Linked DNA regions of Homo sapiens: region 2 is linked to region 1. Evidence: chromatin contacts called from ENCODE Hi-C or POLR2A ChIA-PET data. All regions are on one chromosome and are shown on one strand. Each heading gives the region's core, a stretch centred on a gene start or an enhancer-like site at or near the end of the contact. The rest is flanking DNA. Distances are from core to core; before and after follow the strand shown.

Region 1 (7,596 bases), core at 3,222-5,721:
GGGGGGCTGTTGTGGACTTTGCAATGCATGATCCTCTTTACTATTCCATCTCTCTGAAGCTACATCAGACCCTGGGACCCCTCCAATTCTGGACAGGTGGCCCACAAGTAGCCTCAGGCCACGGCTCACTGAGACAGCCCAGATTGTCTTGCTGATTAGCCTGCTTGAATCCCATGGAAAACCTCTCCTGTCACTGGGGTACTCCATGAGCCTCGGGGATTGCATCATTATTTACATCCCAATTTCTTTAAATTCAAGATTTGTATCCAATAGCGTTGGTCTCCCTGAACCTGGATCCCCAGGTTCTCAGAAGAGTCAGGGACCGCAAGCTGCCTTCACCAGCCCAGATCTCTGCTGAGCACTTGTTCTACCCGGGATGAGTTCCTGAAGATAAACCTTTTGTGCATTGTGTTATTTTGTGTGCACAACTCAGCTAAGTGGCCTCCAGCACTACTCATCATCCCGCCGCCTGGCTACCAAGAGGCCCAATCAGTATCTGTGGAACGAGTGGATAAAGAATGATTTAGGGTCCAATCCATTTCCCAATCCAGTAAGCCATCTTTCATTTCCACCATCTTGGGCCAAAGGAAAAAAAAATGGGAACATCTTTCTTTCTTTCTTTTTTTTGTGACAGAGTCTCACTCTGTTGCCCAGGCTGGAGTGCAGTGGGATGATCTCAGCTCACTGCAACCTCTGCATCCCAGGTTCAAGCGATTCTCGTGCCTCAGCCTCTTGAGTAGCTGAGATCACAGATGTACACCACCATGCCTGGCTACTTTTTGTATTTTTAGTAGAGACGGGGTTTCACCATGTTGGTCAGGCTGGTCTCAAACTCCTGGACTCAAGTGATCTGTCCTCCTTGGTCTCTCAAAGTTCTGAGATTACAGGCGTGAGCCACCGTGCCTAGCCAGGAACTTCTTTTTATGCTTTACCAGAAACTCATCTTGATGTTTTCTTGTTCTTGATGATTTTGCTAAAGTCCAGACGTTCCTTGATCATCGAACACTTCTGTGTCAGCTAAGTTGTTTGAAGCAGTAAATCCCAGCTCTACATTCCCTTCATAATATGTGTCCAACTGAAAAAGAATGTTAAAGAAGACAATAAAATGCTTAATGGTAGAGTTCTGAAATAATCAGAATTAATCAATCAATCATTTATTTATTCAAATGACCGACACTTATTATTATGTATCTCTGTGCAGCCATGCATGGCTTGAGGGATGTGACACAGGAGATTTATGTCTGGTGGTGGATGGGCTTTTGTCTCGAACTCCTGACCTCAAGTGATCTGCTCGCCTTGGCCTCCAAAAGTGCTAGGATTACAGGCGTGAGCCACTGCGCCTGGCCTTGGATGGGCTTTTGTAACCTAGTATGTCTTCCTGGTGCCTTATCCATGATTGTTTCTTGGTATGGGATTTTTCTCCCACTCTTGGGAATCTCCTGGTATTCCACCGATGGCTGCTGAAACCCAGTCCCTGGCTGGTTCCAGTGTCTGATTGTGCTAGGTTGTAATTCCATGTGCTGCCAGGAGGTGTCTCTCCCTAACACCTGATGCTGCCGCGGCTGAAAAGTTGGTTTCTGTGTGACAAGTGAGAACAGTGTTGAAGTCAATTTTGTGTTTGAAGTTTTATCTTAAAAATAAGTTAACTTTGAATAAAAAATTATCTTGGTCAGTGAAGGGTATGTAAATTTTTTTTTGTTTATTTTTCATTTTTTGTATCTTCATGAACACATGTAAAAGTTTTTGGAACGGCATTGTCCAATAGAACTTTTTGCCGTGTTAGAAATGTTTTACAATCTGCTCTGTCCAATAATTGTAGCCACAAGCCACATGGAGCTAATCAGCAGTTGAAATGTGGCTAGTGAGACTGAGGAACTGAATTTCAGATTTTACTTAATTCTAATTAATTAATTAATTAACTGATTAATTTTTAGAGACAGAGCTCAGCTTGGTTGCCCAGGCTGGAGTGCAGTGGCATGCCATAGCTCACTGCAGCCTCAAACTCCCAGTCAAGCTAGGACTATAGGCAAGCATCACCACACCCAGCTCATTTTAAAATTATTTTTTCTAGGGATGGATCTCACTGTGTTGCCCAGATTGGTCTTGAACACATGGCCTCAGGCAATTCTCTGCTTTGATTTGCCAAAGTGCTGGGATAACAGGCATGAGCCATCATGCCCAGCCTTATTAAATTTAAACAGCTACATGTGGTCACTCTATGGAGCAGCATAGCTTTATAATAATTTTTTAAAATTAATTAGTTTAATTGACACATTATCATTGTACATAGGTATGGGGTGCAGTTTGATATTTTAATACATATATTGTATAATGGTCAAATTAGGGTAGTTAGCATGTCAATCACCTTAGGCATTTATCATTCCCTTGTGGTGAGAACATTCAAAAGCCTCTCCTCTAGCTATTTTGTAATATACAATATCTTACTGTTAACCATAGCCACCCTACTGTGTAACAGAACCCCAGAATTTATGCCTCCCATCTAATTGTAATTTGTACCTGTTGACCGACCTCTCCCCATCCTCCCCTCTCCCCTGCCCTTCCCAGGCTCTGGTAACCACTGTTGGACTCTCTGACTCTTCTTCTATGAGATCAATTTTTTTTTTTTTTTTTTTTAGATTCCACATATGAGTGAGATCATGCAGTATTTGTCTCTCTGTGTCTGGCTTATTTCACTTAATATGATGTCCTCCAAGTTCATCCATGTTGTTGAAAATGACAGGATTTCATTTTTTTATGGCTGGTACAATTATTTTTGTTTCTATTATTTCAGCAAAGGAGAATCAGGAGAGAAAATATCAGAACAGAGTACAGCCAGTCAGTCTCCTTACCAGTGTCAGGGCAGATTAGTGTAAGACTGTGGGGTTCTAGAGATTTGTGGGTCAATTCTGGCCTTGCCACTTAATAGCTGCTGTGACGTTAGGTAAGTGAGTTCATCTCTCTGAGCCTCAGTTTCTTTATCTGTAGATTGGGGATTGTAATGGCAACCTCAGAAGACTACTGTGAGGACTGAGTGAAGTACTGTGTACATCACTCAGGGTATGGGAGCATTGACTTACATAGTGAGTGCTCAGCAAAAGTCCCTCTGCCCCTGTTGGTGGTGATGGTGGCAGTGACAGCGGATTTATTATTCACCAAACTAGTCTTCCTGCTCACTGTCTCTACAGGGGCTAAATCGGGGGAGGACACAGTCCAAGGTCAAGAGCATCAAGCAAAGAATTAGTCAGCAGTCAGCCTAGGAGTCAGGCTGTTGTGTCAACTGCATTAACCCAGAGGTCAGAAGCAAAGGGACTTACAGAAAAATTCTAAGAACAGAACAAAAGGATTTTTTTTTAAACTCTTCATCAAGATTCCCCAAATATTAACATTTTTGCCACATTTGCCTTACTGTTTTCTCTGTCTGTGTGTACAAATATATATATTTTTCTGAATCATAAGAGAGTAAATTGCAGATGTGATGCCCTCTATCTCCCAAAGCTTCAGTGTATAATTCCTAAAAAGTAAAGGACATTCTGCTACACAGCCACAGTGCAGTGACTAAGTCAGGAAACGAACACTGATTCAATACAATTAGCTAATCTACAGACCGTATTCAGATTTAGATGTCACCAACTGTCCCAGTAATGTCCTTTATAGCAACACAATATCCCAGATCACGTGCTGCAGTTGGTTGCCCTGTCTCTAATCTCCTCCAATCGGCGACAGTTCCTTGGGCTTTCTTTGTCTTTCCTGACCTTGACATTTTTGAAGAGTCCACGCAGTTTTCTTGTAGAATGTCCTTCAGTTTGGGTCTGCCTGATGTTTCCTCATGATAAGCCTCAGGTTGTGTATTCTTGGCAAGAATACTGGGAAAATGATGCTGTGTTCTCAGTGCATCAGATGAGCGGGGACATGAGGTCCCTTTCTTAGTTTGGGAGAATAAATTCTGATGAAAAATATTCCCAGTGAGAAGGAAAATCGAGAGGATCTCAGGAGGCTGGTGTGGTTTGCACAAGCAACTGTGCTTCGCTCACATTTTCAAAGGACAGAAGCAAAGGGTGGAAGGCAGAGAACTCCACTCAGAGAGCGAGAGAACGGAGAGAAGAGCGGCTGAAAAGCTGGCTCCAGAAACGAGCTGAGGCCCTGAAAAATGCTGAAGGCAACCAAATAGGCTTCTAAATTGCTTACTTAAAAAACACTCATTCGTTTTCCTGACAATAAAAAATAGAATGTGGTCATTGTGGAAAATACAAACGTATAAAGAAGGAAACAGTAACTCCCTGCATCCTACACCCAGCTGTAGCCACGGCTAATATTTTGGGTATTTTCCCTCCCCACCTCCAGGAAAGGTTTTTAAAGCTGCGCTTGGAGCATGAAACAAAATGAGAAAGACTTCAGCTTCTCGGCGTGGGGAAGGTGATGTCATGCCAGCGGGGGCGGCGGAAAGGGCTGCCTGTGCTTCCCCTTCACTCTCGGGACGCGGCTGTGGGCTGGGCAGGAGGGAGCCAAGTCTGGGGTGCACTGGGGAGCCCAGAACCACTGCTATGCTCTGCAAAACTCTGAGGCGCTTCCAAAAGTTTGGAGCTGGGCATGTATTTTACTGATTTCTAAAAATCGTAAGCGGTTGTTCGGGGGGAGGAGAAGGGTGTTGGGGTGACGGGGTGTCCGCGCTGGAGACTCAGCTGTGTGCGCCCTGATTCAGACGAGGGAGGCCTTCCAGGTGGGGGTGGGCAGGGAGCTTCTGGGGAAGAATGCATCCTGAGGGCGGAGAGCTACAGGGTAAGGGGGCCAGGCTGTCGGCATTAGAGGGGTGTCTGCGTTTGGCTGCAGCCCAGCCCGCAGGCTCCAGAGTCTGGGAGCCGCGAAGGAGCCGCCCTTATCAGGCAGTAGGGCGAGCTGCCCCAGGGGACAGTCTCTGTGCTGAGGGCATTCCTCGACCTGGGTCGTGGCGCCTACTAGCAGGGGGTTCCAGGATTCCCAGGGCAGAGCTGTCCGGTGTGAGGTGTCCAGCTGGCTTGAGGCCTGTGGCCCTGAAGGCCGGGTGGGCCAGGAGGCTGAGAGGCAGCCACCTTTAAAGGGAGCCAGAGCAGGGAGGGAAACGGAGCTCTTCCCCTGCCGTCCTGGCGCTGTTCCTGCCAATAGACAAGGCAGATGTGTACAATGATTATAGTCTTTTTGTTTGTTTTAAGAGACAGCCTTGCTGTGTTGCCCAGGCTGGAGTGAGTGCAGTGGCTTGTTCATAGCTCACTGCAGCCTGGAACTCCTGGGCTCAGGGGATCCTCCCACTTCAGCTTCCCAAGTAACTGGGACTACAGGTGTGTGCCACCATGCCCTGCTAATTTTTTTTTTTTTTTTTTGAGACGGAGTTTCGCTCTTGTTGCCCAGGCTGGAGTGCAATGGCGGGATCTCAGCTTACTGCAACCTCTGCCTCCCAGGTTCAAGCGATTCTCCTGCCTCTCGGCCTCCCGAGTAGCTGGGATTACAGGCATGTGCCACCACTCCCGGCTAATTTTATATTTTTAGTAAAGACGGGGTTTCTCCATGTTGGTCAGGCTGGTTTTGAACTCCCGACCTCAGGTGATCCGCCTGTCTCGGCCTCCCAAAGTGCTGGGATTACAGGTGTTAGCCACTGCACCCAGCCACCCCACTAATTTTTAAATTATTTATTTATTTAGAGACAGAATCTCACTCTGTCACCCAGGTTGGAATGCAGTGGCACCATCATAGCTCACTGCAGCCTCAACCTCCAGGGTTCCAGGGATTCTCCTGCTTCAGCCTCCCAAGCAGCTGGGACTATAGGCGTGGGCCAGCCCATCAGACTAATTTTTTTTTTCAGATCCTCACATCTCAGATGAACATCCAGCTAATTTTAAAAAGTTTTGTAGAGATGGGGTCTTGCTATGTTGACCAGGCTGGTCTCGAACTCCTGGGCTCAAGCAACTCTCCTACCTCAGCCTCCCAAAGTGTTAGGATTACAGGTGGGAGCCATCACACCACCCAGCCTGATTATAACATTTTAACTGTGGGCCAGGCACTGTGTTAAGTCTAAGTCTGCGTATGTTCAAAGTAGCCTTTGCAACTGGTCTATCGAGGTAGGTATTTATCATTCCTGTTTTACAGAGGACTCAAAGGTAAATGATATGGCAGATGTGGTCAGTGCCCCAATGTCTCCCGGGCACTGGGAGGTGACCTCAGACCATTCCATGTGTGCCTGTGGCTCCCTGTATCTCTCTACAGGGCATGCTCTATGGCCCTTGGAGTGTGGGGAGTTAACACCTCAAGAGTGATTCTCAGCTGGTGGGCGAGGGATGGGAGTTGTATGAAAACCCCAGGGTGCTTGCTCCTTGATGAGACAATTTTATTTTTAATTGTAGTAAAAAAAACACATAGCATAAAATTTACCATCTGAACCATTTATAAGTGTATAGTACAGTAGTATTAACTGTTTGCACCTTGTTGTGTAATAGAACTTTTCATCTTGCAAAACTGAAACTCTATACCCATTAAATAACTCCCCATTCCCTCTCTCTGCAGGCCCTGGCAACCACATTCTACTTTCTGTCTGTGAATTTGACACTTTAGGTACCTTGTATGCAGTATGTGTCCTTCTGTGACTGGCTTATTTCACTGAGCATAATGTCCTCAAGATTCGTCCATGTTGTAACGTGTATCTGAATTTCCCTTTTTTTTTTTTGTATTTTTAGTAGAGATGTGGTTTCACTATGTTGGCCAGGCTGGTCTTGAACACCTGACCTCATGATCCACCCGCCTCAGCCTCCCAAAGTGCTGGGATTACAGGCATGAGCCACTGCATCCAGCCAGCATTTATCCTTTCTTTGTGTTACAAACAATCCAGTTATACTCTTAGTTGTCTTTAAATGTATAATATACTATTGTTGACTGCTGTCAGTTTGTTGTGCTATCAAATATTAGATCTTATTTATTCTATCTAACTATATTTTTGTATCCGTTAACCATCCCCACTCTACCCCCACCCCACTACCCTTCCCAGCCTCTGGTAACCATCCTTTTACTCTCTATCACCATGAGTTCAATTGTTGTAATATTTAGCTCCCACAAATAAGTGAGGACATGTGAAGTTTGTCTTTCTGTGCATGGCTTGTTTCACTTAACATAAGAACCTCCAGTTCCGTTCATGTTGTTGCAAATGACAGGATCTCATTCTTTTTTATGGCAGAATGGTACTCCATTGTGTATATGTACCACATTTTCTTTATCCAATCATCTGTTGATGGACACTTAGGTGGCTTCCAAATCTTGGCTATTGTGAACAGAGCTGCAACAAACATGGAAGTGCAGATATCCTTTCATTATGCTGATTTCCTTTTTTGGGGGTATATTTTTAGCAGTGGAATTGCTGGATCATATGGTAGTTCTATTTTTAGTTTTTTGAGGAACCTCCAAGCTGTTCTCCCTAGTGGCTGTACTAATTTACATTCCCACCAACAGTGTACAAGGGTTCCCTTTTCTCCACATCCTTGACAGCATTTGTTATTGCCTGTCCAAAAGACAAAAGCCATTTTAACTGGGGTGAGATGACCTCTCATTGTAGTTTTGATTTGCATCTCTCTGATGACC
Region 2 (7,596 bases), core at 1,989-4,488, 260 kb after region 1:
GGCCTGCTGTGTTTATGATATGTATTCACATCACATCAGTGCTGGTCTGTCCAGGCCTGCTAGACAGGGAACACCCCCACCCCAGGGGCTCATTGTGTCAACCTTTCCTTGAGTTGTCACCCTGCCTCCCTATGGTTTCTGGTTGAGGCCATCCCTCTGGGATGACACAGACCATGGCCAGCCTTCCCATCCTGCTCTGTCCCTGCTGGAGACGCCGGACCCCCCAGACTCGGCATCCATGTTCACCTGTGGGTATCTGGCACTGATCGGAGCCGATGTCCCCCTGGGTGGAGGACAGAGCGACCGCCTGCAGAGATGCATGCCCTACCCCCAGCCACGGCGGAACTGGCAGCTGGCCCCACCCCCACCCTAGCCATCAGGGCTTGGTGCCTTTCAGTCCTGATGAAGGCACTTGAGTAGAAGTAGGTGTCCCAGGGGCCCTGGATGTTGGTGACTGAGTCAAGCTGGGGTGTTGTCATCACAGCAGGGCCGAGCCAGTGCCCTGGAGAGCCAGGGACAGCACCGTGTGTCTCTGCTGTTCCTGCCGCATCTGCCACCTCCACTGTGGCCAAGGCCTGACATTGAGCCCACAACCGGCCAGGGCCAGCAGGGTTTCCAGGGATCCCTTGTTGTCTGTCGTCGTTCCCACTGCAGCTGGCTTGAGTCTAGCTGAGAACCCGGCCAGCAGGAGGGGTCTGTGCTCTGCTCTCCAGCCTCCCAGCTCGGGTGATGCTCTTGCTCCCTTCTGATAGGCTCCTGCCCTGCAAGGCTTACCAGCCCCTCTCTCTGCTACTTTCCCCCCAGGAGATGGCAGCAGAAAAGGCCAAAGCAGCAGCCGGGGAGGCCAAAGTGAAAAAGCAGCTGGTGGCCCGGGAGCAGGAGATCACGGCTGTGCAGGCACGCATGCAGGCCAGCTACCGGGAGCACGTGAAGGAGGTGCAGCAGCTGCAGGGCAAGGTGGGTGTAGTGGCTGGCGGGGGCATGGGAAGGGACAGGACCCAGTCCAGGTCCAGGACGGAGGGAGCCAGAGAGGCCCAAAGGGTGAGGCATGAGGAGGGGGTTGAGGATGCCCACAGGGGTCTGTAAGGTCTGGTCAGGTTTAGGAGTCCAGGGGCTGTTGCATTTGGCTGGACAGGGTCTGGCAGCCCAAGTGTGTGTATAATGTTAAAAGCCAGGGAGGTATGAAATACATTTTAAAGAACACTTTTCAAAAGAGCCTAGTCTCAGATGGCCAGCCCTGTTTCCCTGCCTCCTGGGTGTCTGTGAAGTTCTCACCCTTCATGTGAACCTAGAGAAACGCAGGCTCTATCTTCTTTCCACATGGTGGGGAGGATCCCATAATACCAAGGCCTGAAAATCACACAGCTCCAGCGGCCAGCACTGGGCGGCTGCCCAGACTGGCCCTGTAGTCAAAGTCTGAAGCCTGCACCCTGCTCATAGTGGGCTGCGACCTCCTCCCTGCTGCATGTCTCAGGACGTGCTGGAGGTCAGAGGGCAGGAATCGAGGCTTCCTCAGGGGGGTTAGAGGCGGTGCATGTGCTTTGTCTTAGAACAGTCAACCATGTGACCTTGGAGGCAGATGTTCATGGGGTGTGTCAGAGACCCTGGGCTGAGTGTTCAGCCTTGGGCAGGCCATGAGCAGTGAGGAGGGAGAGAGGTGTCGCTGGGTGTGGGAGTCATGCTTGGCCGCTTAAGCTTCGCAATTTTCAGGCCTCTTGTTTTATGGGATCCTCTTAACTTCCACGTGGAAAAGGTGGAGGCTTTTGGGGGTTTTCTTTTGTGGGCTGTGTCTTCACTAACCACTGCTCAGAAGTCAGTTCTGTGTGTGAGGCCGAGCTGCCTCTGATGCCCTTGCCCGTGACTTTCCAGATCCGGACTCTTCAGGAGCAGCTGGAGAATGGCCCCAACACGCAGCTGGCCCGCCTGCAGCAGGAGAACTCCATCCTGCGGGATGCCTTGAACCAGGCCACGAGCCAGGTGGAGAGCAAGTAAGCTGAGCTTTCCTGCCTCAGCACCTCCCCAAGGGCCCTGGAGCGAGGAAGGCTTCACGAGGCTGCGGCCAGGGCAGCTGGCACAAGAGCCAGGCATGGGCCCTACATGTGTGCGGAGCCGTCCTGACCTTCCATCTCCCGTCTGGGTTCTGGGCCCCTGAGTCTTCTAACAGGTGGCCCAGCGTCCCTGTGGTGGCTGGTGGTGGGCCTCGACTGTGCCCTGGAGCACAGCCTCCTGCTCTGCAACACCCTTGCTTCAGATGCACTGGTACTAGGGAGGGTTTCCAGCACCCACCTGCCTAGCGGGGTTCTCATCTCAGTGTTGTCTCTGAGTTGCTGAAGCACCGCAGCCCACAGCAAGTGGGCCGGAGGGTGCACTTCCCCTCCGGAGTTGAGTACAGCCGCACTTCTGCTTCCCTGATTTAAGCATTACACCCTCAGTGGCAGCCCTCGAGAAACCCACTGCAGTGTCTTTAGTTGTACATTTCTTTGCTTTCTCTGGTCCGAAGTGTCCTGCAGGGACTTGGCAGAGCTCTGTGTTATCCCGAAAGCCTCTGCTCTCACCAAGGCAGGGGCTGACCACAGCAGAGCACGCTGGCACCCTTAGTCCTTGTCTGGGAGTCGGGTCAGGGGAAGTCCAGTGTGGGAGCTGGACAGGGAGGGGAGCTGGGCCAAGTATCTGTTTTGACTATGGCTCCCTCTGACGTGGAGTGAGATCCAGCAGCTGCCTTCCCCTCTGCCTGTCCCCTCTGGGTCCCCTTCCTGAGCCATCGGCTGGTTGGAGGTTTGTGGCTGCTGTTTCCCCAAAAGCCACAGCAGAAGGCATATGTGGGGACTGAGAAATTCTCTGGCGTCTCCCCACATAGGATCTGCTGTGGCCTCCTTAATGGGTAAGGCTCTAAAGCCAGGAGACTTGTCACGCTGAGGCAGTGGCCCTGCCAGTCCAGAAGCTCTGGCTGGTGGGTGGCTCTCAGCAGCGGGATGTGTTTTCCCAGGCCCACTTCAGAGCTCCCAGTCCATCTTGAGGGCACCACACGACCTTCCGCCTCCCTCCTAGGTCACTTGAACCTTGGCCTTGTGAAGCATGGAGCTGATGGACCTACAGTGGGCTTTGGTGTGGCCTCCCCGGTACAGACGAGGCAGCCCCCAAGTCAGAGAGGTGGGACCCACCACCCCGCAGGCAGCAGAGCAAATCTAGCCTCAGCCCGGTTTCCCAGCTCCGCCTGGCCTGGTGCTGCGTCCCAGGGTTTGGGACAGTCTCGTCTGGTGGTGTCCCTTGGTTGGACAGTCAGTCTTTGGCCTTGAGGCAGCGTCTGCTAGTGAGGGAGTGGCATCCTGATCACACGCCTTACGCTGGAAAGGCAGGCCTCCAGCTGCCCCCTTTTCCTTTAAGTCTCCTTCTGTAACTCCGGAACATTCCTCCCAGCTCCTGAGACCCAGCTTTTGAAGTGCAGTCCTGAAGGGTCTGTTTTGTAAGCACCTCAGGCTCTGGCTTTGGGCAGCCTCCCCAGCCTGGCCCTGGTCCAGCTGGCCAGTGAGGGGGCGCGTGGACTCCGTGGGCTGCTGCCCACAGGCCTACAGGGCGTCAAGGCGGGTGGATCTTCATCTCAAGGCTGGTTTGCACCCAGAACTGTGTTGCCGTTTTCTGTGAATTTCTGGCTGTTTCTGGGAGGGGCTCCCCTGGGATGCTTTAGTGCACATTTGCTCTATGCTGTCTCTGGTTCATGCACTATATAGGTAAAACAATGTCTTCAACAAAACACATGCCCAACCCCACACAGCTGATAATGGAAAAGTGGCTTTGGTAATGGCTTCAAGACTTGGGCAACTGCTTACTTACAAGAGAGCTGGAGTCCTGGAGGGAGGGCTTGGACCACCGATCCCATCACCCTTTTCTTTCCATTAGTCGGGCTGGTGACTGTCTTGCAGGCAGAACGCAGAGCTGGCCAAGCTTCGGCAGGAGCTCAGCAAGGTCAGCAAAGAGCTGGTGGAGAAGTCAGAGGCTGTGCGGCAAGATGAGCAGCAGCGGAAAGCTCTGGAAGCCAAGGCAGCTGCCTTCGAGAAGCAGGTCCTGCAGCTGCAGGTGAGTCGGGGCAGTGGCCGCCTCAGTGCCCTGTTCACTGCCCAGCAAGCCTGTCTGCATAGCGGGGATGGGCCCAGGCTGGCCGTGCCACACTGGGCACCCGTTTCTAGCCTTGACTGGGACAGATGATGGTGTCTGCAGGGCTGGGGCTCAAACTCTTCACCTTAGTCTCCTTGGTAGTAGTTACAGCTGGCATCAAGCGGGAGCTTTCTGTATGCTAAGCACTGTTCTGAGCATTTTCAAGCGTTAACTCAGCCACTTTTCCTTGTAACCCTATGAGGTAGGCACTGGTAGTGTCTGCATTTTTACCCATAAGGGAGTTTGAGGTGCAGAGAAGTTCAGCAACTACCTCAAGTTCACCCAGCCAGGACATGGCAGAAGCAGAATTTGAACCCCAAGTCTCGCTCTGGAGCCGTGTTTTTCCTCCCATACTTGCCCCCACTGTGGTACTGCAGCTCTGGAGCAGCCAGCTGAGCCCACAGGCTGTGGACGCAGCCTCTGGCTTCAAGGCCAGTGGGGTTTCTTCTTTCTCAGCTTCTGGGTGTGGCCTTGAGGCCTTTTTTCCCAGGAGGGTGCCTGTTCTCCTTCAGAGGGAGGAAGATTGTCCCCCTGTCCCCAGGGGGACACGGGCAGCATGCAGCATGTTTTCCCAGCCCAGAGGCCTTGCCTGATGAATTCCCATCCGTCTGCTGGCCTGTGTTGGGCAGGTGGACCCCACATAGGGCTGTTACCCAGGGCATGAGGCACCTTGATGTCATGCCCACTTGGGTTTAACTTTTCTGGATAATGAGACCCCAGGGGCTTAGGGCCCTTTTTCTGTCCCATCATTGAAACCAGGCTGTAGTGCGTGGGGGCATTAGTGCTGCCTCTTGGAACTAGAACAGACACGAAATTTTAAGAGTGATGTTTGAGCGTGTGCAAGGACTAAAAGAGAACATGGACAAAGAAACAGTTTGAATTGGGGTGGAATTGAGATGGATAATTTGGTGTTTTCTGATGTTCATGTGAAGCAGACCCACTCAGAAGAGGGAGTTGAGAAGCTGTGGGGTGTGCCTGCCCATGATTGTGTTTTAAAGGCTCCTGGACGGTTGTGGTCCATCTGGGCCTGGAACTGGGCTTGGTCTGTCACCATCACGTGTCATTCCTACGAAGGATCTAGCCAGGGCCCCCAGGCTCCCAGTATCTCCTGTCCTCTCCAGACTCAGGGTCCTTGTCCACAGCCTGGGGCTGGGCAGAGGATTCCCTGCTCTCCAGTCTGACACCAAAGATTCTGTGCCTGTCAAGTCTGTGATTGACAGTGAGGCCTTTGGCGCCAGCTGTCGGGTTCAGGTCCTGGCTCTGCCACTTCCTAGCAAGTTATTTCAGAGCCTCAGTTTTCCCATCTGTACTATGGACAGGATAGTAGGAGCTGTCCTGCAGGGTGACTGTGGGAGTTAACCATGCTATTACACCCAGAGTGCCTAGGACTAGATCAGTGCTTTTCAGAAAAAGAGCTCAATGTGAACTCTACAAAATTTTATTCAAGATATCTCCAAGTCAGACTGGCGGTTGAGGTTGTAGAAAATGTCTCTTTTTTGCTGAGGTGAAAATGGGGCTCTTTCCATATTGTGACTGTCCTGCCTTCACCTGAGGCCCCTTCACTGCCAGCCAGCTCTGCAGGAATGAGGGCGGGGGTGGCCTGTGCTGACCTTCGGTCCTGGAGCACTGGCATCAGGGAGGTGCCCTGCCCCTCATTGCCTGTCTCTCCCCGGACGGCCTCTTGGGGCCTGCTTGGAAGAAAGTACCCATTGAAGGTGCTGATGACATCCTTCTAGAAGAACTGAATCTTAGAAATCCAGGAGGGCCTTATGAAAGTCCCCAGCTGGGCCCACCCAGCCACGGGACCCGCTTCTGAAATTGTTCAGTGTGATTGGCTGTGCTAACAACATTCTCTTCAAGGCAAAGACAGTTGTCACCTGAGGTCTTAAGATGGAGGCCCGTGGTTTCCATCAAAGATTTTAAGTTTGGGGTTCCTGAAGGTGGGTGGGTTTTTGTTTGCTTGTTGCTGGAATCAGAGTTCTAATCAATGTTAGTAACAAACGGAAGAACATGTGTGGTCAGTCTCCCTGCAGTCTGAGCTGGAGTCCCTTTTCTTAAAGAAAAAAAGCAGCAGCAGCTGGTGTGTTTTCTTCCAGTCGTGTAATGACCCTGCCCTATGTATCCTGGTCGAGGCAGAGGTGTGAGGGTGTTGGAGCCGGTGGGTGCAAGGCAGGCTCCTGCCCGGGACACCTGGCAGAGGAGAAGCAGGTGTGCTTTCTGGGAGCAGCTTGCAGTCACTCCTTTCTTTCATTTCCTCCCTAGGAGTTGGAACTGAGTAATCCCCTGCTACGTTCTAATGCAGAAAGCACTGCCCATCCTAAAGCTGCCCCCAGTTTTCACTGCACAGTACACGTGAACCACGGCCTAGTGGCCACCTCCTTGGTGATGGCTTCACTGGCTCCAGCCACGCCTCTGCCCGGATGGTGCTCATCTGAGCAGTTACCCCAGCTCCAGGTTGTGCAGCCATTGCCCTAAAAGAAAATGAAAATGGATGTGGATGGGATCAGCTTGGTAAAGGCATTGACGAGGGATAACTCACAGCCTCTTATTCAAACAGCAGTCATCTGTTGATGCCCCTCTTACCTGGTTCTGCCCCCAGACAAGCTTGTTAATGAATAATCAGTGGTCGGGCTTTTTGGAGAACTGAGTTCTCCAAAGGGCTGGTTAAATGGAGGCCTTGGCCAGCACTTCTGCCCCAGTGTGTGGGAATCCTTTACAGGTGGATGAGGGTGTCCTGTGGAGCACCGACTGGGACTGCCAGAGCCTGCCTGACACTGAGCCGGGAACTGGGCAAACACTGAAGCTCTGTGTGGCTCCTAAACAAGGGTGTGGTGGGCCTGTCTGTCCTGAGTGAGGAAATGTCTCTGAGATACTTTTGAAGCATGTGAAATTGCCATTTTTGTAGGTAAAAATGGTCAAACACTGACAATTTCACGTGGTTCAACCTAATATTAAGAACTAAGAGCACTGCCCTATAGCGTGATCGCAGTGGTGCACCGTGCGTGTGTGTGTGTAACATGTGGAGCTGCAGGTGGGAGACCCACCAAGCTGTCCGCCCCTGGGAGAGGAATCGAGGACTGGATTGGGAAATGTCGCTAGTTTACTCTGAATCAGTATCTTTGGACTCTTGCAGTAACCATGTCTTCATGAATCACTTGAGAATGTAAAAATAGGGACTCAGAAAAGAACTGGGAAGTGAGTGTGGGTCCCTGGCAGCTGCCTTCTCCCCATGAAAGGGTTCTGGCCGAAGTGAAGCCTGTGCGGGTTCTAGAGCCTCGAGGGATGCATTTCCTTCCCACATGGACCAGAGACTGCACGGGGCTTTGGTGGGGTAAAGAGCTCTGTCCGCCTCCACCGCAGAGCCGCTGAGGGCCTGGTCCTTCCACGTCTTCACTGCCCCACTCCCCTGCCCGTCCCCAGGCGTCCCACAGGGAGAGTGAGGAG

Evidence for each region. Hi-C counts contacts between places; a loop is a spot of excess contacts on that map. ChIA-PET counts read pairs that join two places held with the same protein, here RNA polymerase II (POLR2A). Pooled maps may share reads with other maps.
Region 2: a pooled map shows a loop between it and region 1 (2.3-fold over the local background). The contact joins two enhancer-like sites. A Hi-C loop is called at or near these places in 3 of 168 maps with a recorded cell type or tissue (endothelial cell of hepatic sinusoid, heart left ventricle and right lobe of liver) and 3 of 50 pooled maps. POLR2A ChIA-PET finds 5 or more read pairs at or near these places in 3 of 52 experiments (H1, HepG2 and MCF 10A).

The regions. Positions count from the first base shown.
Region 1 is chr20:17,892,631-17,900,226 of GRCh38, reverse strand. No RefSeq gene overlaps it. Among named protein-coding and RNA genes, the nearest start is that of SNORD17, 67 kb to the left of the region's middle. RefSeq lists enhancers at 4,247-4,386, 4,041-4,717. Within about 2 kb of position 4,471, at least 26 of the 41 ENCODE cell types and tissues checked have a DNase peak (open chromatin) inside an H3K27ac peak, as active enhancers do; they include heart left ventricle and right lobe of liver, where a contact is called at or near this core.
Region 2 is chr20:17,629,938-17,637,533 of GRCh38, reverse strand. It overlaps RRBP1 (ribosome binding protein 1), which reads left to right. Exons shown (of 25, transcript NM_001365613.2): 6 at 805-957; 7 at 1,870-1,988; 8 at 3,921-4,074; 9 at 7,573-7,596. Among named protein-coding and RNA genes, the nearest start is that of RRBP1, 49 kb to the left of the region's middle. RefSeq lists enhancers at 1-792, 793-1,666. Within about 2 kb of position 3,238, at least 14 of the 41 ENCODE cell types and tissues checked have a DNase peak (open chromatin) inside an H3K27ac peak, as active enhancers do; they include heart left ventricle and right lobe of liver, where a contact is called at or near this core.